Regions from separate parts of the Homo sapiens genome. Here region 2 is linked to region 1. A link is a loop called in an ENCODE intact Hi-C map of the cell type or tissue named here. Cell type or tissue: Panc1. All regions are shown on one strand. Links, peaks and the distances in the headings refer to the core of each region. The heading gives the core; the rest is flanking DNA. Region 1 has its middle 20 kb from the start of TUT4. Region 2 has its middle 31 kb from the start of SHISAL2A.

The links. A loop is a pair of places that touch in the nucleus more often than their neighbours do. Peaks named below come from ENCODE experiments on the same cell type or tissue, not always from the same donor. Only the 100,000 strongest peaks of a DNase experiment are listed, where the experiment ranks them.
Region 2: it touches region 1 in a loop (2.0-fold over the local background); 2 of 110 quality-filtered maps call a loop at or near these places.

What each region holds. Positions count from the first base shown.
Region 1 is chr1:52,567,669-52,578,720 of GRCh38, forward strand. It overlaps the pseudogene EEF1GP7. Among named protein-coding and RNA genes, the nearest start is that of TUT4, 20 kb to the left of the region's middle. RefSeq lists an enhancer at 3,629-4,129. In Panc1, for the core only: no CTCF peak of the experiment used is centred there; a DNase peak (open chromatin) is centred at 7,096.
Region 2 is chr1:52,658,703-52,669,672 of GRCh38, forward strand. It overlaps a transcript of SHISAL2A not described here. Among named protein-coding and RNA genes, the nearest start is that of SHISAL2A, 31 kb to the left of the region's middle. RefSeq lists silencers at 4,255-4,549, 7,635-7,929. In Panc1, for the core only: no CTCF peak of the experiment used is centred there; no DNase peak of the experiment used is centred there; H3K4me3 peaks cover 697 bases; H3K27ac peaks cover 735 bases.

The sequences.
Region 1 (11,052 bases), core at 2,154-10,153:
TCAGAATCTCTGGGCAAGGGCTATAGCATCCACACATGTATTTTCCTTTGAAAACTAAATATTGCCTGGTAGCATAAAGTCTCAGATTTTGTGGGGAGGGGTTCACACACTTTACTTCCCTTGACATCCCCAAGAACCCAAGAAACATACCTTTTAGTCAGCTAAGTACCTCCACCTTGCAAGCCAACAATATTTTAAAGAGAAATTTTCTTAAGGTTATACAACATCAACAAACTGTCTTGCTGGGTGTCTCTAAAGTTCCCCAGAGAATAAGATCACTCACAGCTTTGGAGGGAGGACTTCTAAGGGATCCCTGAAGGGATCGCCAGTTCTAGCAGATTTAGAGCTGCAGCTCAAAATTTTTCTTGTTTGTAGAGTCTTTGGTCTAGTTCCAGAGATCCCAGCCTTAGATCTCTCCCAACATTCCTCTGGGGCCCTCCAGACATCCACAATCTCAAGAGAAATTGCAAGCTTCTCACCACCTCTCTCGCCCATACATGCTCCGGCTCCCCCCACTTCATTCGCTCTCTCTCCTCTTCTTGTTCTCCCTAGCCTCTCTTCGTATCCTCTCCTCCCCCAACTGTCTCTCTCCTCTTGCTAAGTGTGCCCTCCTGAGTCTATCTTGTAAATTTCTTTCTAAGCTTTACTTTTAATATTCTTCCTTTCTCTCTCTCCCCTCTCTCTTGGCTGAGTGTTTGTGTAACTTTTTTCTAATCCCCCACCCCGACCCCGCCGGATTGTCTCAGACTTTTAGTCCTTTCCTCCTCTCTCAAGGGGACACAGCTGACCTTTCCTAGGAGTAGCCTCTTTTTTTGTCCCCAAACTTCTCACCCCTGGGCTCTTCTATTCTCTTCAAATGGCACACATGCCATCCCTGAATTTGCAGGAGTTTCTTTCTGCCTGTTTCACGCCAAATATAGCTTTTTTTTTTTCACACCATGTTACCAAGGAATAATCTTAGTAGACCACTGTTAATACTTCTAGACCCCACCATGACTTCCTTCTGGTATTTATCCTCATCATACACTCCACGAAAGGATCACTTATATTATGCCCATATTTTCCTCATTCTATCCAAATCAGGATACATAAGAGCAGAAGTCTAAGCCTACTTATAATTACAATAAGATAGGATATTTGAAATCTGGGCTGTCCTCGGAAATCTGGGACATAATGTTGCTATAAATGCCACCTATCCAGAATCCAGCTCTCAAGCAGTTTCATAAGCAAGCACTCTGAACATCCTCAGCATTGTCAGGAAGTTTGTATATTACACTCAGACTAAAAAAGGATTTCCTCTCATTTTGTCCATTCTGGGAATCAGAATTTTGACTGCACATCAGGTGGGGTCTGGCCATCCAGGTTGCTATCTAGAAATCACCACATAGGGGGATTCTTCACAAAAAGTTTTTGTGAGCTTTTTATGAAAAATCTTTCACTGAGGCCAGGCGCAGTGGCTCACACCTGTAATCCCAGCACTTTGGGAGGCCAAGGGGCGCAGATCATCTGAGGTCAAGAGTTCAAGACCAGCCTGGACAACATGGTGAAACCCCATCTCTACTAAAAATAGAAAAATTACACGGGTGTGGTGGCAGGCACCTGTAATCCCAGCTACTTGGGAGGCTGAGGCAGGAGAATCGCTTGAACCCAGGAGGCAGAGGTTGCAGTGAGCTGAGATCGCGCCATGGCACTCCAGCCTGGGTGACAGAGTGAGACTACATCTCAAAAAAAAAAAAAAGAAAATCTTTCACTGAGAAAGGTTGAACCCAAGTCTGAAATGAAAGCATACAGTTTACTACCCATTGATTGATTTATGCAGAAATCTGTATAAAGATCTCCAAAGGTGGCTTAGTAGGTTCTGTTTTAAACTTTCAGTTCCTCCTCCCTAGAAAGTTAGGGAAACCTCTTAACCAATACGAGTTCCTCTGATCTGAGCTGAACTTTCCTTCTTCCACTATCCAAATTCTGCTGATTCTTTTCTGTCCAGGATATTCATCTAAGTCACCATGGTTGTATATGCTCAAGGTTCACTTTAAGTACAGTCTTAATCTTGTTTCTGAGGAAGTTTGCTTTCTCCAGTAGGTCTGCAAAACTTCCGCTTCTTATTTCCTATTGCCCCTGAAATGACATTTCTCCTTGTGAATTAATATGGGCCTGCCTACCTCTAGGTAATCCTGTTTTTGTCATGTATCTGTATTGCATTTTCTGTCCACTTTTGTCCTCTCTTACAGTGAAGGGAGCATTTTAAACTTTTTTGTTTCCATAGAACAGTAACTTGCTGGTTGGAAGACCCGAGTTTAACATGGACCCTCGGAGAAACATGACCCCCGGAGAAACATGGAGAGCCTGAGACATCCTGTGTAATTCAATAAATATCCACCCACTCCCACCCCCACCTTTGCTGGCTACAGCAGCTGGGGAAGTCAGAGGGAAGGAGGTTTTTTATGTTTTGTTTTGTTTTGTTTTGTTTTGGAGACGGAGTTTTACTCTTGTCGCCCAGGCTGGAGTGCAATGGCATGATCTCAGCTCACTGCAACCTCAGCCTCCTGGGTTCAAGCAATTCTCCTGTTTCAGCCTCCTGAGTATCTGGGATTACAGGCACACACCAAATCGCCTGGCTAATTTTTTGCATTTTTAATAGAAACAGAGTTCCACCATGTTAGCCAGGCTGGTCTCGAACTCCTGACCTCAGGTGATCTGCCCGCCTCGGCCTCCCAAAGTGCTGGGATTACAGGCGTGAGCCACCGCGCCTGGCCGGAAGGAGTTATTTTTGAGCATTTTATGCTGCTCAGTCTTGTGCAGACCGCACATACTGTAGAGTTCATGCACTTTTCTCCCAGTAGTGACTTTCAGCTCTTGCTTTACATGTAGTTCCAACAAGCTTGGATATTTAGTTTCCATGTCTATAGCAGATCAAAATTAACAATTAATGGGTGGGGGTTGGGAGGCCAGAATAAGATAGTTAAAAGCACAGATTCTGGAGTCAAACTGAGTCTTTGAATCCTGTGCTGCTGCTTCCTAACTGTATGACTTTGAAGTATTTAACCTTTTAGCTTCAATTTCCTCATCTGTAAAATGGGAATAATAATAATAGCTATTTTGCACAGTTGGTCATAAAGATTAAATAAGTTAATATATATGAGGTGCCTGCATTTGTAAGTACTCTGTGAGTATAGAGAGGGCGCATTGGTAACAGTACTGATGAGATGTAGCAAAGAAGCAAACCAACCAAAAAAAGCGGAGAAAACAGAGCAATCTAGGATCCAACTGTGTAAGACAGAGGTTCCCAAACTTTCTCAGCTCAAAGGCACCTTTAGTGTCTCAGTAATTTTTTCATGGTGACTTCTCCATGCCCACTCCTCCTACAAAAAAACCAAAGTAATAATTCTCTTTATTAAGTAGTTAAGTCCAAACAACTTAATCAGTATTTACATCCTAATAATTTACTAACCATTTGAAATAATAATTACATAAGTTTTTATTCATTTCTTTCTTTTTTTTTTTTTTTTGAGATGGAGTCTTGCCCTGTCACCCAGACTGGGGTGCAGTGGCACCATCTCAGCTCACTGCAACCTCCGCCTCCGGGTTCAAGTGATTCTCTTGCCTCAGCCTCCTGAGTAGCTGGGATTACAGGCGTGTGCCACCACACCCAGCTAATTTTTGCATTTTTAGTAGAGATGGGGTTTTGTCATTTGGCCAGGCCGGTGTCGAACTCCTGACCTCAGGTGATCCACCCGCCTCGGCCTCCCAAAGTGCTGGGATTACAGCCACCATGCCCAGCATTTTTTTTTTTTTTTTTTTGAGATGGAGTCTTGCCCTGTCACCCAGGCTGTAGCGCAGTGGTGTAGTCTCGGCTCACTGCAACCTCCGCCTTTTTGTAGAGATGGAGTTTGCCATGTTGGCCAGGCTGGTCTCAAACTCCTGACCTCAAGTGATCTACCCACCTCGACCTCCCAAAGTGAGGCACTACACACTACAGGGTCTGAAAGCAGGGAACATAAGTCCGATTCATTCTGACTTCCTAGAACTAAGTCAAAGGGAAAACTCCAACTTACCACACCCAAGTAACAAAAGGACCAGAGGCTACTCCCTTTGCATCCCCCACTTTTCTGCCTGGCAGATGAAAAACTGAAAGTACCTGTGATTTGTCCTCTTCTGCAACCAATCAGGCTGGTCTCAGGCCAAGTTTTCATTTGCATAGGAGTATAAGTTTGTAACTTCACTTCAGCCTCTGATTGGTCACCTTCTGCAACCAATCAGATGTTTGCATGGGTTTAACTTTGTAACTTCACTTCCATCTCTGATTGGTTGCAGAAAGCAACCAATCAGATTGGTTTAACTTTGTAACGTCACTTCAGCCTCTGATTGGTTGCCTTCTGCAACCAATCAGATTAATCACAGGCCACTTCTTCATTTACATAGGGTGTACCTCAAGTAACCAATGGGAAGCCTCTAGAGGGTATTTAAATCCCAGAAAATTGGGTAACCAGTTTCCTGAACCCATATGCTTGGCCTGCTCCCACACTATGGAGTGTACTTTCGTTTTCAGTAAATCTCTGCTTTTCTTGCTTCATTCTTTCCTTGCTTTATTTGTGTGTTTTGTCCAATTTTTTCAAGAAGCCAAGAATCTGGGCACCTTCCACTGGTAACAGAATTGCTGGGATTACAGGCATGAGCCACTGTGCCCAGCCAGTTTTTATTCTTAAATATTCATAATTATGTGCTAAGGGATGTATGTGCCTGTTTAGCAATTCCCTTCTCAAACTTTGGGATCTCATCGTATGCTGCTACAGTCATTTATTGTTCCACAGTGATTTTCACTTGGTACTTGCTTTTTATTACAGCAACCTCTGAAAACTCAGCTTCAAAAAGACATGACATCATCCAGAGACATGTTTAAACCTTGAACTCAAGCTTGTGTGGTATCAGACATATATTGAATCTCCCTCTCCCCTCTCCCCTCTCCCTTCTCCCCTCTCCCTTCTCCCTCTCTCTTTAACATGGAGTCTCGCTGTCTCACCCAGGCTGGAGTGCAGTGGCGCGATTACAGCTCACTACAACCTCTACCTTCTAGGTTCAAACCATTCTCATGCCTTGGCCTCCCAAGTAGCTGGAGTTACAGGTGTGCGCCAACATGCCCAACTGATTTTTGTAGAGACGGGATTTTGCCTTGTTGTCTAGGCTGGTCTGGAACTCCTAGCCTCAAGTGATGCACCCTCCTGGGTCTCCCAAAGTGCTGGGATTACAGGCATGAGGCACTGCGCCCAGCTTGTATTTCTCCTAAAATGTCAAAATATCCTCTAGAGCCCTCAGTTAGCTAGGGCACCCCAGGGCTCCTCAAAAGACAATTTGGGAAACACACGTATAAAAGGGAAATCCCCTAACAAACCCTCAGGATATTAACACAGAACATCACAGAATCACAAATAGTGGTCATGATACTAACTTTCTCACCTGCATTAACCAGCCCCAGTTCCAGGCTGTCTTGGGGGAAGTAAAATGATAGGAGAAAATGGCCCTATTTGATGCTAAAATATTTGCAGAGAGCAGGCCTAAAAAGGACACCCCACAGGAGAAAAGTTCACGGGAAGAAAAGCAGAAGCCCTAGGCTGAACAGAAAGGAGAAAAAGGCGGCTGACCCTGCTCCTGAGGAGATGGATGAATGTGAGCAGGCACTGGCTGCTGAGCATCGGATAGCCAAGACCCCTTTGCTCACTTGCCCGAGTACCTTTGTGATGGATGAATTTAAGCACAAGTACTCCTATAAGGACACAATGTGGTGCTGCCGTATTTTCGGGAGCACTCTGATAAGGATGGTTGGTCTGAGTATTGCTTTCCTGAGAAGCTCACCCAGACCTTCTGGAGTTGCAATCTCATCGCTGGAATGTTCCAGCAGTTGAACAAACTGAGAAAGAATGCCTTTGCCAGTGCCATCCTCTTTGGAAGCAACAATATCAGCTCCATTTCTGGAGCCTGGGTCTTCACAGGCCTTGACACTGAGTCCAGATTGGCAGGTGGTCTTCGAGTCATACACGTGGCAGAAACTGGATCCTGGCAGCAAGGAGACCCAGACACTGGTTTGTGAGTACTGTTCCTGGAAAAGGGCCTTCCAGCATGTGGGCTAACTTCAGTCAGGGCAAGATCTTCAAGTAAACAGCTCTTGCCATTGCCTTGCTTCCTGTACCTGTTCTTTAAGGAGATGGGGATCATTAAAAGAAACTGAATATTGAAAAAAAAAAAGTTTAATTTAAGGTCAGTTTTTTCCATTTATGACGACTGAGAAATACCAAGTGCCTACTTAACAAGATTGCCATCCAACATTATTAAAATTTAAAATAAAAATATTGGGCCGGGAGTGGTGGCTCACACCTGTAATCCCAGCACTTTGGAAGGCCAAGGAGGAAGGATTGCTTGAGGCCAGGAGTTCAACACAAGCCTAGGCAGCAAAACAAGATTCTGTCTCTACAAAAAAATATTAAAAATTAGCTGGGCATGGTGATGCATGCCTATAGTCGTAGCTACTCGGGAGGATGAGATAGGAGGCTCGCTTGAGCCCAGGAGTTTGAGGCTGCAGTGAGCTATGACTGCGCCACTGCACTCCAGCCTGGGAAATAGCGTAAGACCCTCACTCTAAAAAATAAAGGAATAAATAAAAGTATTGTACTTTTAGCTACACTAAAAACTTCACAAGGTCATTGTCAGGCCCCATCCTTTCCTCAAAGAACACAGACCTTAGAGTCACATAGATTTGGATTCAAATTTAGACCCACTGCTTTCCACGATCTTGAGCAAGTCTCTCAATCTTTCAGATCACCTTCTCATAAAAAATGTAGACCATAATTCTCACCTCTTAAGTTCTTATGGAAAGTGAAAGAACATATAAAAAGTGCCTAGCACAGACCCTGGCACATAACAGGTGCTCAAGACCCCCTTGCCATTTCCTAAACATGCCTTAGACTTGCATCCTACTAAACCTTTGCAACATGGTGCTTCCTTGGCCTGATAAACCATACTGCTTTTGTCTGCTGCCAAACTCTGTTCATTCTGCGTCACCCAACTTAAATACATTCTTCTCTCTGAAGCTTCCCTTGGCTTCTTTGGAGAGAATGAGTCACTCTGTCTTGTTCAGTTCTGCAGGATTTACCACTATCGCCTCACTTGATCACATTGTGTTGTAATTGCTTATTTATGAATCTTCTCCCTCACCAGATTTTATGGTCCTCCTCCATGGCTGAAGCCACATATTTTCACAGCACCTAGCATGGTACTTGGCCCTCAATAAATGTTTCAATGAATGGAGGAATAATAATAGCAAACAGTCAGTGCTTAATTCTAGGCATTATTCCAAGTGCTTTACAAATATTATTAACTTGTTTAATCTTCATGACAATTCTATGAATTATTATCATTTCTCTCTTACAGATGAGGAAAATGGCACATAGAAAAGTTATGTAATTTGTCTAAGGTCACTCAGCTATTAACTGTCAAAGCCAGGATTCAAACCCAAGCAGTTGGTGTGAGTCCAGACTTTTAGCCAACACACTACAATGCCTCCCAGTGAACAAAGGAATGAACAATCACAAACAAATTTGCTTTTCCCAAATGTCTTTCTTTCTCAGGTTTTGGAATGGCTCATCCATTCATTTAACAAACACTTTACATAGAGTTTTCTATGTGTATAATTATCACACTAAACACCAATCTCTGTTTTCCTCACCCCGGCCACACCCCACTTCACACAATCTTCACTGCTTGCCCCTAACCTCGACTGCTCTGTGAATTTCTTTGTTTTGTTTTGCTGGAGACAGGGTCTCACCCTGTCACTCAGGTTGGAGAGTAGTGGCATGATCATAGTTCACTGTAGCCTGGAACTCCTGGGCTCAAATGAGCCTCCTGCCTCAGCCTCCAGCCTCCAGCCTGAGTACGTAGGACTTCAGGTGCCCATCATCACACCTGGCTAATTTTTAATATGTTTTTGGAGAGATAAAATCTAGCTATGTTGCCCAGGCTGGTCTCAAACTCCTGGACTCAAGCAATCCTCCCACTTCAGCCTCCCAAAGTGTTGGGATTATAGGCATGAGCCACCGTGCCCAGTCCTCTTTCAGTTTCTGGAATGTGTTGTGCTCTCTCCCACCTCTGACCCATGACTGCCACATTGACTAACTAACTTGTACTTTTTCTTCAATTCTCAGCTTAAATTGCTTCCTTCTGAAAGACTTCCATTTGCCCCCTAAAGAAAGTTAGGTACACCTGCTCTGGGCTTCCCATGGCACTTGACACTTTCCTCATCATAACATTTTTCATACATACTCTTCTTGCCCATTTGCTTGTCAACCTTCTGCACTAGACTATAAGCTCTACAAGAGCAAGAACTGAGTCTATCCAGGTCGTCACTGAATCTGCAGCACCTAGCCTGATGTCTGGCATATAGTAGGTACCTGACACATATTTATCGAATGACAGATTGAAGCATGAGCAAGACAAAATCTCTATGCTTAAGTCTAGTGGGAGGCCAGGCACTATTCATTCCTATAATCCCAGTGCTTTGGGAGGCCCAGGCAAGAGGATCACTTGAGGCCAAAGGTTCAAGACCAGCCTGGGCAACATAGCAAGACCCCATCTCTACAAAAATAAATAAATTAGCTGGCATGGTGGTGTGTGGTTGTAGTCTTAGCTATTCAGGGGGCTGAGGTGGGAGGATCTCTTGAGCCCATGAGTAATTACAGTAAGCTATGATTGTGCCCCTGCACCCCAGTCTGGGCAATAGAGCAAGACCCTTTTTCTTAAAAAATAAAAAAATACAGAACTCTATTGGGGGAAATAAAAGCCTAGAGGGGATACAGGAAAATAAACACTTGTAGTATATTGTGATAAGTGCTATAATAGAGATCCCAGGGTCCTTCAGGGACATAGAGGGAAAGATTTCTAACTCTACTTGAGGTAAAGTGGAAGGGGGAAAGCTCACCAGAGTCTTAAAGGATAAGTGAGAGTTGAAAAGAAAGAAGTAGTATTAGCCAGGCGCAGTGGCTTATGCCTATAATCCCAACACTTTGGGAGGCCGAGGTGGACGGATCACTGAAGTCAGGAGTTCGAGACCAGCCTGGCCAACGTGGTAAAATCCCATCTCTATGAAAAATACAAAAATTAGCCGGGCGTGGTGGCACATGCCTGTAGTCCCAGCTACTCAGGAGGCTGAGGCACGAGAATTGCTTGAAGCTGGGAGGCAGAGGTTGTAGTGAGCCGAGATCACACCACTACACTCCAACCTGGACCACAGAGTGAGACTCCATCTCAAAAAAAAAAAAAAAAAGAAAAAGAAAGATGTAGTATAGAGGCAAAAAGCAAGAGCAAGAACTGTAATAGAAATTGCTTTTTAGCCTAAATGGCTAAATCATTTTTCTGTGTGTCTAAAAGTAACATTAATCTAAACTTAGTCTTACAATTGGCTTGTTTAGTAAGAATTTGGAAGCAATGTGAAATAACTTAAAAGGCAATTGATGGAATAATGTTATTTCTTAATTATCACTCCTATAAATTCCCATGAAAATCAGTTCTTTATTATCATATTTATCATGCTGCACTACCATTGTCAAAATGTGTCTATCCTACCTGATTGTGAGCTATTTAAGGCCTTGGATTAAAGAGCATTAAGATCTGATTCGATTCTATGTATTCCTCATACTGAGAACAAAGCCAGGCCCAGAGGATCTGTGAATACTCCAGCATGACCACAAAGTCCTAAATGAACTGACCTCCAACAAGCTCTGTTTCTTCTTGCGTCCCATACTCTGTGCTTCAGTCAATATTAAACACCCTTCAGTTCCCTGGACAAAATTTGGCTGCTTAAAGCCTCTAGGCCTTCACACATGCCGACTTCCATTGTCTTCCCACCCATTTCCCAGCGCTTATCTAACTAACTTCTACTCAGCTTTCAGCTTAAACATTACTTCTGAAGGAAGCTTTCTTTGACCTGAAGACACAATTAGACCTTCCTATTATATGGCCTTTAATGCCTTATATTTTTCTTTGGTGTCATTTATCATACTTGTAAATACTTACTCATTCTCTGTCCTTTAGATAGTAAGTTTCATAATTCAGCACTTGGACTAGAGCATATAAGACAGATGCTCAATAAAAATTATTTTGAATAAGTTACTGAAAAAATGAATAAAGTGCTACTATGTGTTTTTAAGTATGATTTTAGTGGCTCGGTTTTCAGCAATCTCTGTGTGGTATCGTGGTAGATTGGAATTAATTAAAATCATTAAATCAAACTAGGGCCAGGTGCAGTGGCTTATGCCTGTAATCCCAGCCCTTTGGGAGGCCAAGGTGGGCAGATCACTTGAGGTCAGGAGTTTGACACCAGCCTGGCCAACATGGTGAAACCCCATCTCTACTAAAAATACAAAAAAAAAAAAAAAAAATTAGCTGGGCATAGTGGTACACACCTGTAGTCTCAGCTGAACCTGGGAGGCGAAGGTTGCAGTGAGCCAAGATCATGCTACTGCACTCTAGCCTGGATGACGGAGTGAGACTGTCTCAAAAAAAAAAAAAAAAATAGACTAATCAAATCAGTGAATCACCATGTAGTGATTTAGTACTAGAAGCACTTCCCATCCACCATTAAGAATCAAGGTTGTGGTCGGGTGTGGTGGCTCACACCTGGAATCCCAGCACTTTGGGAGACCAAGGTGGAGGATAGCTTGAGCCCAGGAGTTTGAGATCAGCCTGGGCAACATAGCAGGACCCTGTCTCCATTAAAAAAAAAAAAAAAAAAAAAAAAAAAAAAAAATCAGGGTTGTTGCTCTGCAGAGCAAGTAGTTGAGGCAACAATGCCTTATCCAGGAAGATTTAGGTGGCCCTCTGTTCATACCACTTTCTTCCCTCTACTCTTTTTTTTTTTTTTTTGGCGGGGGGGACGAAGTCTCGTTCTGCTGCCCAGGCTGGAGAGCAGTGGACGATCTCGCCTCACTGCAACCTCTGTCTCCTGGGTTCAAGCGATTCTCCTGCCTCACCTCCCGAGTAGCTGAGATTACAGGCGCCTGCCACCAC
Region 2 (10,970 bases), core at 2,971-10,970, 92 kb after region 1:
AAGATGCTGACTGTCAGCCCTCCCTCCTGGCTGCTCTCCTAACTTTGGCGATGGCTTTTAGGCTTCGCCTTCGGAATGCAAGACAAGGACTGTGGAGACGCAGCTCAGCAGCCACCAAAAGCAGCTCTTGACATTTCAGACAGTGACATGACCTGCTGCTGGATTTGGCAACAGTGAAAGAGTCACTCTTAGATACCTGTGCCTGAGGCCAGCCAAAGGGTACATGATGGGGTGGCAAGACAGGGTGAGTCACCCACAGAAGTGTTCTAGGCTGGAAGTCAAGAGATTTTGGTTCTGGTCTTGCTTCATTTGTTGTTGTTGGTGGTGGTGGTGGTGGTGGTGTGTGTGTGTGTGTGTGTGCTCTTTTATTTCAGCATTTTTTTTTTGAGACAGTCTCATTCTGTCACCAGGCTGGAGTGCAGTGGAGATCATAGCTCACTGCAACCTCAAACTCCTGACACAAGCAATCCTTCTGCCTCAGCCTCCCAAGCAACTGTGACTACAGGTGCGTGCCACTGTGTCCAGCTAATTTTTAAATTTTTTTTTTATCGAGACGGGTGGTTGCTATGTTGCCTAGGCTAGCCTTGAACGTGTTGGGATTACAGGTGTGAGCCACTGCACCCAGCCTATTTTCAGCACTTAAAACCCAGCACCCTTGTCCATTTACTGCACACTTAGTGGTATCCATTCTATTCTAGGACCTGTGCAGGTTGCCACAAACAAGAGGAATCAGACAGTTCTCACCCTCAAGGGGCTCACATGGAGGACAAGGCAGGCACACAAATGGCCAGGAGGCCCAGTGGTGGCCCTTCATGGGGCTTTAGGGAGGAAGAAATGATGTCTGAGCTGAATCATCAAAGATGACTCAAAGTTTCCAGGTGAGACAGGAACAGAAAACATTATGGTCAGAATACAGCTTGTTCACAATAGTGAGAGCGAGCCAGTGTGGCCCAGGACCTGCAAGTTATTTGTTATAGAAAGAGCTTAGGGTACTTGTATATATGTGGTGGGGCTGGGTGATATTGGGATGTTTAGTCCCTGACGCTCTGTGCGACCCTTCACAGGACGAATTCCTTCTCTGTCCTTGGTATCCTCATCAGAAAAATCCAACTTTTCTCTGAACACTTTCAAGGGAGACTGGGAGGTTTCAGGAAAGAATCTGATAATGCCCTTGCCTTTAGGCTGCTAGCAGTCAGAAGGGGGAGATGCTGTGTGCATTCCAAACGCTAAAGTGGTCATCCGCGGCCTAAGGCAGTGGTTCTCAAACTCGAGGCTGCATCAGAATCAGCTGTGTGGAGGGCTTGTTAAAACACAGAATGCTGGCCTCCTACCCCAGTGTCTGACTCAGTAGGTCAGGAGTAAGTCCCCAGAATTTGCATTTCTAACAAATTCCAGGTGATGCTGATGATGCTGGTCTGAGACCACCCTTTGAGCACAACAGCCTCTGCAAGAACAAAAACAAGCTTTGAGGACTCCGAGCCAGAGAGATGTGGGGGAGACCGCACACTGAGCAAGGCCCTGAAGACCTGGTAGAATTTCCCCAACAGTTGGAGAAAGGGAATGTACATGCTGCTTTTGCTGACCTACACATCCTAGGCCTCATAAAGCCCCTCCCTGCCCCCCAACAGCTCCTCTCCTTTGAATTCAATCAAGGCTCAGAGCCGGCTGTCACTGGGGTTGGCTAGTCTGGGTCCTGCATTAGAAACAAACTGCCCACCCTGTGTGATAGGAGCCCCTCCCCCAGGGCAGCCGCAGTGGGAGGATGCTGGGTGGGCTGATACGCAGACAGAAATAGTCTGAGCTCACCGCTGTTCCCAAGCACACATCGACCGGCAATTATTTCTTGTAAATTGCTTTCCCGGTTATGTTCAGAACATGTGTGTGTGCCTGCCTGAGAACAAACACTCAGAGGGCACAGGGCGGAGGAGCTAGCTGGAGAGTGGGCTTCGGATGGAGGGGAGTGAATCTTCAGCCCAGAATTAGAGAATGTTGAATCTTGGAACTTGGAAACGTTAGAACATTCCACTCCCCTTTACAGCTATCCTGCTAGGTGTTTTTTTCTCAGACGTTCACATTTGTTTGTCCATTCAACATTGATTGACAATGATTTTCTGCCAGAATCTTGGCTAAATGAGGTCCCGATCCCTATCTTCAAGAAGCTCATTGCTACAGGCATTTACAAAAGATCCCTAATCTAGCCAAAGACTTTGGGAAGGCCTCCTGGAGTAAGCAATAACTGGATTAAGTTTAAAGGACCCACTGACAGGTGAAAGGAGGTTTCTGGTACAAGATGAGGAACAGCATTTAAGGCAGAAGGAACAGCATACATGAAGACCTATGGCTAAGAGAGACCATATGGTTCTTTCAGGTAACAATAAGTAGTTCAGTTTGGGTAGACACAAGGTGGGAATGGTGAAAGATGAAGCTGGAAGGGTAGACGAGCCAAGTCCTGAAGCCTTTGCCATATTAAGGGGCTTGGTCTTTATCCCGAGGGCAAAAGGGAGCCACAGGAAAGGGTTTCAAGCATGGAAAGGAACTCGACAACACCTTTTGTGAGCACTTGCTTCCTGTTCTCTGTAACATTGAAGTGAAATTTGCCATTCAGGATCTCTGCCTTTGGGGCCCTTTGGTTGCAGATCCTTCAGAAGTCTAAAGGACAGTGATGTCTCATGTATCCACAAGAAATGACTTGGGCCCTAGACATCTGTCCTCCGGTCAGGGGGAGGCCATTCTACTGCCTGACTGACTCATGACACTGCTCCTCCTGATCTGTGCCTGTTGGCTCAGGGGCCAGGGCACAAGACAGCCAAAGCCAGGCTGCAGGCCACAGCCCAGGAGAGCTCCATGCCTTGCTCGGTCCCAGAACCCTGGGTCCCACCTGGGAAGTCTCGTGTGTGGAACACTCACAGGGGTGTGAAGGGCTCCTTGCATACCTTCTCCATCCCTCACAGGATCAAGGCCACCCAGAGCAGATGACCCACTCTGAGAGAGTTGACTGAAGACACACTGTGGGCCCACCACTGTGACAAGCCCTTAGAATAGAATACGGCCGGGCATGGTGGCTCACAGCTATAATCCCAGCACTTTGGGAGGCCAAGGAGGGCGGATAACCTGAGGTCAGGAGTTCCAGACCAGCCTGGTCAACATGGTGAAACCCCGTCTCTACTAAAAATACAAAAAATTAGCCAGGCATGGTGGCAGGTGCCTGTAATCCCAGCTACTCGGGAGGCTGAGGCAGGAGAATCGCTTGAACCCAGGAGGAGGAGGTTGCGGTGATCTGAGATTGCGCCACTGCACTCCAGCCTGGGTGACAGAGCAAGACTCCGTCTCAAAAAAAAAAAAATAATAATAATCCTGCAACCCCGCCCTTCAGGCCTTACTTACTAGAGATGAAGAGTAGGTTTGACCCGTGAAACCCCTAGAGAACAGTCAGAGAGAGATCCCAAACAAATGCCAAGATGTGGGGTAAGGACCATTAGAGTTGCAAAGATTCTAAGGCAGGAGAAAAGAAACAGTCTGGAAGCCTTCATGGAGGAAGCAGGGGTTGAACTTAATCTTGATGGACCATGGCAATACTTGAAGGGTCTCATCCAGGTAGAGGAAGCATTCTATCCTGTCAACTTTCTATTTTATTTTATTTTATTTATTTATTTATTTATTGAGACAGAGTCTTGCTCTGTCACCCAGGCTGGAGTGCGATGTCTCAATCTCAGCTCACTGCAACCTCCACCTCCCGGGTTCAAGTGATTCTCCTGCCTCAGCCTTGTGAGTAGCTGGGATTACAGGCCCCTGCCAATATGCCCGGCTAATTTTTTTTTTTTTTTTTTAAATAAAGATGGGGTTTTACCGTGTTGGCCAGGCTGGTCTTGAACTCCAGACCTCAAGTGATCTGCCCACTTAGGCCTCCCAAAGTGCTGGGATTACAGGCGTGAGGTACCGCCCCCCCACCCTTTCTGTTTTAAAGAGAGTACCCCTTAGGGCTCCAAGGGCTCTGGACAAGTAGATCTCTCTAGCCCCACCTTCAGCCATAGTCCGCTAACCAACAGACTATCTTTTGTGTGCCAGGTCTTGTCCTGGGCTCTAGGAACAAAGAAATGAATCAGTCATAATTCCTGCCCTCAGGGAATTCTCAGGCTACTGGAGGAAGACTGCTAGGTTAAATAGACAGTTAAATACACTGTGGAAAGTGCCATGGTTTGTTTATTCAAGCACAGGGCAAAATCACTACTTGTCCAGCACAGAGGGCTGCTGTCGTGCAGCCAGCCTTATCTCCAAGGAGGCCTTTCTCCGGGAAGTAGGGAGCTTCATTGTGAAACCTTCATCTTCTAAACCTCCAGCTCCGGGTTCTCAAGCCCCGCCTTCTCTCCTGGCTGCTGTAGGTTACCATGGAAGCCGTAAGCCCCTCGCAGCTCCCTGCGGTTCCACACCCCTCCCTCTTCTCCATCTCTCTTAGCTCTTTGTCCTGTGGCTGCAGATGTCCTCCCGGGCTGATCAACTCCCGAACTTTCCCCAGGGTGAGAATTATTATCCCCATTTGAAATAGGGAAAAACTGAGACCCAGAGGCGTGAGGGATTTGCCCCAGACCCCTCGCAGCCCGTTACTGGCAGAATCCCAAGCACAGGTTCCCTCCAAGCACCTCCTCCGCCCTCCCCGCAACCACCCCTCTGTGTGGCGTTCATTATGCGCTCCTATCCACCAAAGCTTATGTTTGCTTTTTTTCTTCTTTCCGTATCTTTGGTAGTTTAACTTCTTATTCTAAGAAAATCAGAACATGTGGCCGGGCGCGGTGGCTCACGCCTGTAATCCCAGCACTTTGGGAGGCCAAGACGGGTGGATCACCTAAGGTCATGAGGTCGAGACCAGCCTGGCCAACATGGTGAAACCCCGTCTCTACTAAATATACAAAAATTAGCCGGGCGTGGTGGCGCATGCCTGTGATCCCAGCTACTCGGGAAGCTGACGCAGGAGAATCGCTTGAACCTGGGAGGTGGAGGTTGCAGTGAGCTGAGACTGCATCATTGCATTCCAGCCTGGGCAACAAGAGCGAAACTGCGTCTAAAAAAAAAGAAAAGAAAGAAAGAAAATCAGAACATGTGCTGACTAACCCTTGAAGTAACTTGAAGTTCAGTCTTTACATTAGTGACTTAAATCTATTCTTGGATATGTTGTTTAAGTCCTTTGTGAACTGAAAATAGTGCTGGATGATAAAACCTGCCAAAAAGCTATCGCAGAATGTACCAACCCTGATTATGCTGATGCAACAATGATAGTCATATTTTTGAGCATTGCAATATGCCAAAATGCATTCTGAAAAACCATACTTGACCGTGCAGAATTTACACAACAGAGAATTTGAACACATTATACCAAATAGAAGTGTTTATATAACTACAGAAGACAAAGGTATCGAAACCTTGGCATATGGAAAATAGAATTTGTCCTGCAAGACCAGCCCATTTTATTTATTTATTTTTTAATTTTAATTTTTATTCTTTTTTTTTTTTTGAGACATAATCTCGCTCTGTCGCCCAGGCTGGAGTGCAGTGGCGCGATCTCCGCTCGCTGCAAGCTCTGCCTCTCGGGTTCACGCCATTCTCCTGCCTCAGCCTCTCGAATAGCTGGGACTACAGGCGCCGGCCACCACGCCCAGCTAATTTTTTTTTTTTTTTGAAACCGAGTTTTGCTCTTGTTGCCCAGGCTGGAGTGCAGTGGCGCAATCTTGGCTCACCGCAACCTCCACCTCCCGGGTTCAAGCGATTCTCCTGCCTCAGCCTCCCGAGTAGCTGAGATTACAGGCGTGTGCCACCATGCCCGGCTAATTTTTTTGTATTTTTAGTAGAGACGGGGTTTCTCCATGTTGGTCAGGCTGGTCTCAAACTCCCGACCTCAGGTGATCTGCCCGCCTTGGCCTCCCAAAGTTGTTGGGATTGCAGGCGTGAGCCACCGCGCTCGGCCCTGATTTTTTGTATTTTTTAGGAGAGACGGGGTTTCACTGTGTTGGCCAGGATGGTCTCCATCTCCTGACCTCGTGATCCGCCTGCCTCGGCCTCCCAAAGTGCTGGGATTACAGGCATGAGCCGCTGCACCCCGGCTATTTTTATTCTAAGACAGGATCTTGCTCTGTGCCCAGTCTGGAGTGCAGTGGTGCAATCATGGCTCACTGCAGTCTTGACCTCCCTGGCATAAGTGATCCTCCTGCCTCAGCCTTCTGAGTAGTTGGGACTACAGGCGCACACCACCACGCCTAGCTAATTTTTGTATTTTTAGTAGAGACGAGGTTTTGCCAAGTTGCCCAGGCTGGTCTCGAACTCCCAGGCTCAAGCAATCCGCCAGCCAGCCCATTTTGATCTGCACAATACTTAAGCTGAAGGTATAATACCACCCACCCCTATGCGATGTCTGTACAGATGTGAAAGGACTTTGGAAGTTGTGATGTGCTCGACAGATGTTATTTATTGTTACTAAATGAAAGTTGGGGAAAGATCTCCTAGATTTCTTCCCAAGGGGCTCCAATTGTCAGACTGTTCAATTCTGAAATTTTCTATTGTTAACATATGTGGTGCTAAAGGTCTGTAATTGTGGAATCTTGAGCCTGATTCTAATCCTGTGAAACCAGAATCCTGTGAATCTGACATTCTGTAACTCTATCCAAGTGGGAGGTCAAGGTCTGAAGGCCAGGGCAGGGTGGGGACAGAGGTCAGCAGGAGGATCCCACTCCCCTAGGGAGGAGCAGTTGTCCCCGATGTCTTCTACCTGGGCTCACCCTTGGAGCTACAGCCTCATTATCATTCAGACTTATCATGAGCTCATCACCCTTCCTCCAACCAGCCCTCCCTGGGGCCTCATTGTATGCATTATCCATATTCATTACACATTTTTCTTCCATTAAGTCGAATTAAGCCACTTTGCCAACACTGCAGGAACCAAAATCTCCCTCAATAAGTATGGGCCCTATTGGGGCCCAGAGGAGGCCCTAAGTTAGGACAAATCTACCCATCCCCACCTCCCTCCCATCCTTCTTCTCAAGCACCATCCCCCCCCACTTCCCTGTACCCCAGATCACATGGAAGCTGCAGAAGCACTCCTTTCTGCAAGTTCTGGTACATGGTGTTCCCTCCCTGATGGCCTCACAGGCAGCTGCTGACTCACCCCAGGTTGCTAATGCATCAGGTAGCCATGTATTCCGATGGAGCTGCTTCATAAAATGTAGCAGCGTGTGCATGTGTGAGCTCACATGTGTGAACATGACCAGAGCACCGGCCCTGGGCTGTGGACTTGAGACCTGGATTCTAGGCCACCACTATTTACAGGGTTACCTTGAGCTAATGCCTTCCTCTCTGTCTCAAGAGAATATCCCAGCCCTTCTGGCCTCACTAGGTTGTTTGGATACTTACGAAGAAATGTGTTAATAATACATTGTTCTACAATGTGTTATGAAGTAAAGTGATATCTAAATGCAGTGTACCGGCTGGGAGCGGTGGCTCACGCCTGTAATCCTAACACTTTGGACGACTGAGACGGGGGGATCACTTGAGGTCCGGAGTTCAAGACCAGCCTGGACAACATGATGAAACCGTGCCTCTACTAAAAGTACAAAAATTAGCTGGGCGTGGTGGCAGGCGCCTGTAGTCCCAGCTACTTGGGAGGCTGAGGCAGGAGAATCACTTGAACCCAGGAGGCGGAGGTTGCAGTGAGCCAAGATTGCGCCGCTGCACTCCAGCCTGGGCAACAGAGTGAGATTCTGTCTCAAATTAATTAATTAATTAATTAAATGCAGTGTACCACCAAGATGTCCATGTCCAGCCCCATAGCACCACCTGCTGTGTGACCTTAGGCAGATCATTTTACTTCTCTGAACTTTTGTTTCTGTGCACACGCGCGTGTGTGTGTGTGTGTGTCTATAGTTTTTTGAGTGCTTACTATATGCTGAGCATTGTGTCTGGCATGTTATGGGGTTTACGCTGTACCAGTCAAGATTCTCAGTTGTAAACAAATTCTCAGAGGTAGTTGCCAGAAACTACCTCTGGCAAAATTAAGCAAAAAGGGTCTTTACTGGAAAGCTATTGGATGTCTCACTGAAATGACAGGGAGACCACAAAGCTAGATGAGAATCAAGGGCAGCTGGGCACGGCCAAAGTCCTGCCATGGGAACTATGTGTTTAGGACAGACTCTGCCTCTAGCCACACAGATACTTGCTGATCACCACTGCACTGCTAGGCTCTTGCCCCATTGCAGCCACCTGAAGTAATCTCTGTCCTTGCCCCTCTGCTAACTGCCACCAGACTCAGCCCATGTAGGGCATTGACTTGGCCAATCACAAGCCCACAAGGGTCAGGAGGAGTTGCTGCCTCCTTCAGCTCCCACATAGCTTGGAATTCCTCCAGATAGGGAGTGTTTGGATGCTGGGTGGCCCAGAGCAATCAATGTCCACTATAGGCTTCACCAATTCTGAGTTTGGTAATATTACATTTTACAGGTGAAGAGACTGAGGCTCTGAAAGGTTTATATACTGGTTACCCAGCTAGTATGGGTACACGAACACCTACCTTGCAGGAATGGAAGAAGTAAATGGGCGTAGTTAGTCAGCACGAGTTCATTCCTCTTTTCCCCTCAGTAATAGCTCTTGCTGGGAATGTTTGCTCCGCCATGGGGAAGTCTTTCAAAGATTTGTTCACATTCTCTATGACCCTGCAGGTGGTTCCTAACTTCCTGGCAACAACCACAATTGTAATTCGTTCAAAGAGATTGACTGCTGTGGAGACAGATCATCACCATCACCATCACCATCACCATCACCACCACCACCATCATCATCATTGTCATCGTCATCATTATGTTGCTTTTAGCTCACTGGAGCCTCACAGAACCCTGTGAGGTAGGTATTACCTCAGTTTACCAAATGAGAAAACTGGGGCTCGGAGGGGGTTTCATGGCTGTCCCAGACTTACAAAGCAAGTCAGAACCAGAATCATATCTAAATCTTCTGTCTGCAGAATCCACTCTATCACGTGGCCTCTATTTCAAAGAAGCAGGCCAAAAACAGGACATACAGCATTTGACATAGACATGGACCATCAAGGCAGGGAGATCCTAGCCCCTTTGCATCCTTTCTGCTTTTTCACTGGTAGGAAAGTTGAGTTCTAGAGAGAAATGCCCTGCCCAACCTCACACAGTGCCATTGGTGAAGCCTCCATGGTTTGAATATAGTTCTCTTGCCACCCAGTTTAGTAAGCATTCCCCACACCATTATGGAGCTCATTTCAAAGTTGAAGTAACTGAGATGGTCACCCCGGGAGTAAATGGCCCACCCAGCTGTTGGGATGAGTACATAGCTAATGTGTGGGCCCAGAAGAAAGGCCATGGCAGCAGGGTGGCTGGGAGGTAGCAGGCTTTGCACGTCCAGAAAATTCTGTTCTCTCAAAATCAGGAAATGTCTCCACACTTTAAGATGCAGTTATCCTCTCCTGGTTGGAATTGATTGCAACATACTTCAATTTGTGGGTTATTGGAATAGCTGGGGAAAGTCTGAAGGTAATTAGACCTGGATAGACCAAACATGTGTGGCCCAAAGAACTGAACAGTCTGTGATTAGCACCTTGATCTGAGGCCCACAGGTAGGTACTGGGAAATTTCCGTGCACTTTGGCTTTTGAGGCAGCCTTCCCATTTGAAAATGCCCCCCACCCCTCCCTGACTCCTTCCAGCGTCAGCTTAGAGAGTATTCCTCTAGGAAATTGTTTTTGACTCCCAAGCTGAGTTGGGATCTCCTCTGGTCTCCCACAGCTTCTCTGTGTCATAGCCCCGACCACACTGGATTGTCATTTTCTATGTGTCCATCTCGCCATTATGGACTGTTAATTCCAGGGCATGGACAGATCTTCCTCAGAGGAGGCCTCAGCAAGTGTCAGCCACACGAATGAGTGTATGGAGCAAAGGAGGAGTGAACGTCTAGGAGACCAGCCGTTACCCCAACTCCTCCCCATCCGCTCCTACTCTGGACTCCAATCTATGCCCTACCCCAGCTCTTGGATTTGGCCTTTGGATCAGGTTCTTCTGGTAATGAAGCCTCACCTTTCCCCCAACTAACTCTGATCTGGCCTACCCTGCTCCTGACTAACCTCAAGGATCCTGAGTCTCCTTCAGCCTAACAGCTCCAGAAGCTGAACTCCAGCCCTAAGAGCCCCAGCTGCAGACAGGCCTCTGGCCAAGAGCTTAGTCAGGCTACCCTGACTAAGCCACAGGGTTGGCATGCCCTCTGGGCAGCCCCTGAACCGGGCTCTGAAAACACAGGAATGGACAAGGTAATCTACCCGAGTCCTGAGCCTGCAAGGTAGTTGAGACAGATCTTGAAGGAGAGTGGGCACAGTCAGAAAGGAAAAAGTGGCTCAGTGTAAAATAAAACTGACACAAGCCCATGTACCAGCAGCCAATTGGATCTTTTTTTTTTTTTTTTTTTTGAGATGGGGCTTCTCTTATTGCCCAGGCTGGTCTTGAACTTCTGAGCTCAAGCGATCCTCCCACCTTGGCCTACCAAAGTGCTGGGATTACAGGCGTGAACCACCAATTGGATCTTTACTGGACCCCTACAGGGCACTGAGCTAGGGAATGTTGGAGATTCAGAGGCTGAATCAGATAGCAGCCCAACCCTGAGATACAACTGAGCTACAGGCAAGAGGATACTACCGGGCGCAGTGGCTCACACCTGTAATCCCAGCACTTTGGGAGGCCGAGGCGGGTGGATCATGTGAGGCCAGGAGTTCGAGAATACCCTGGCCAACATGGTGAAACCCCATCTCTATTAAAAATACAAAAATTAGCTGGGGTTGGTGGCACATGCCTGTAAACCTAGCTACTTGAGAGGCTGAGACACGAGAATCACTTGAACCTGGGAGGTGGAGGTTGCAGTGAGCTGTGATCACGCCACTGCACCCCAGCCTGGGTGACAGAGCGAGACTCTGTCTCAAAAAAA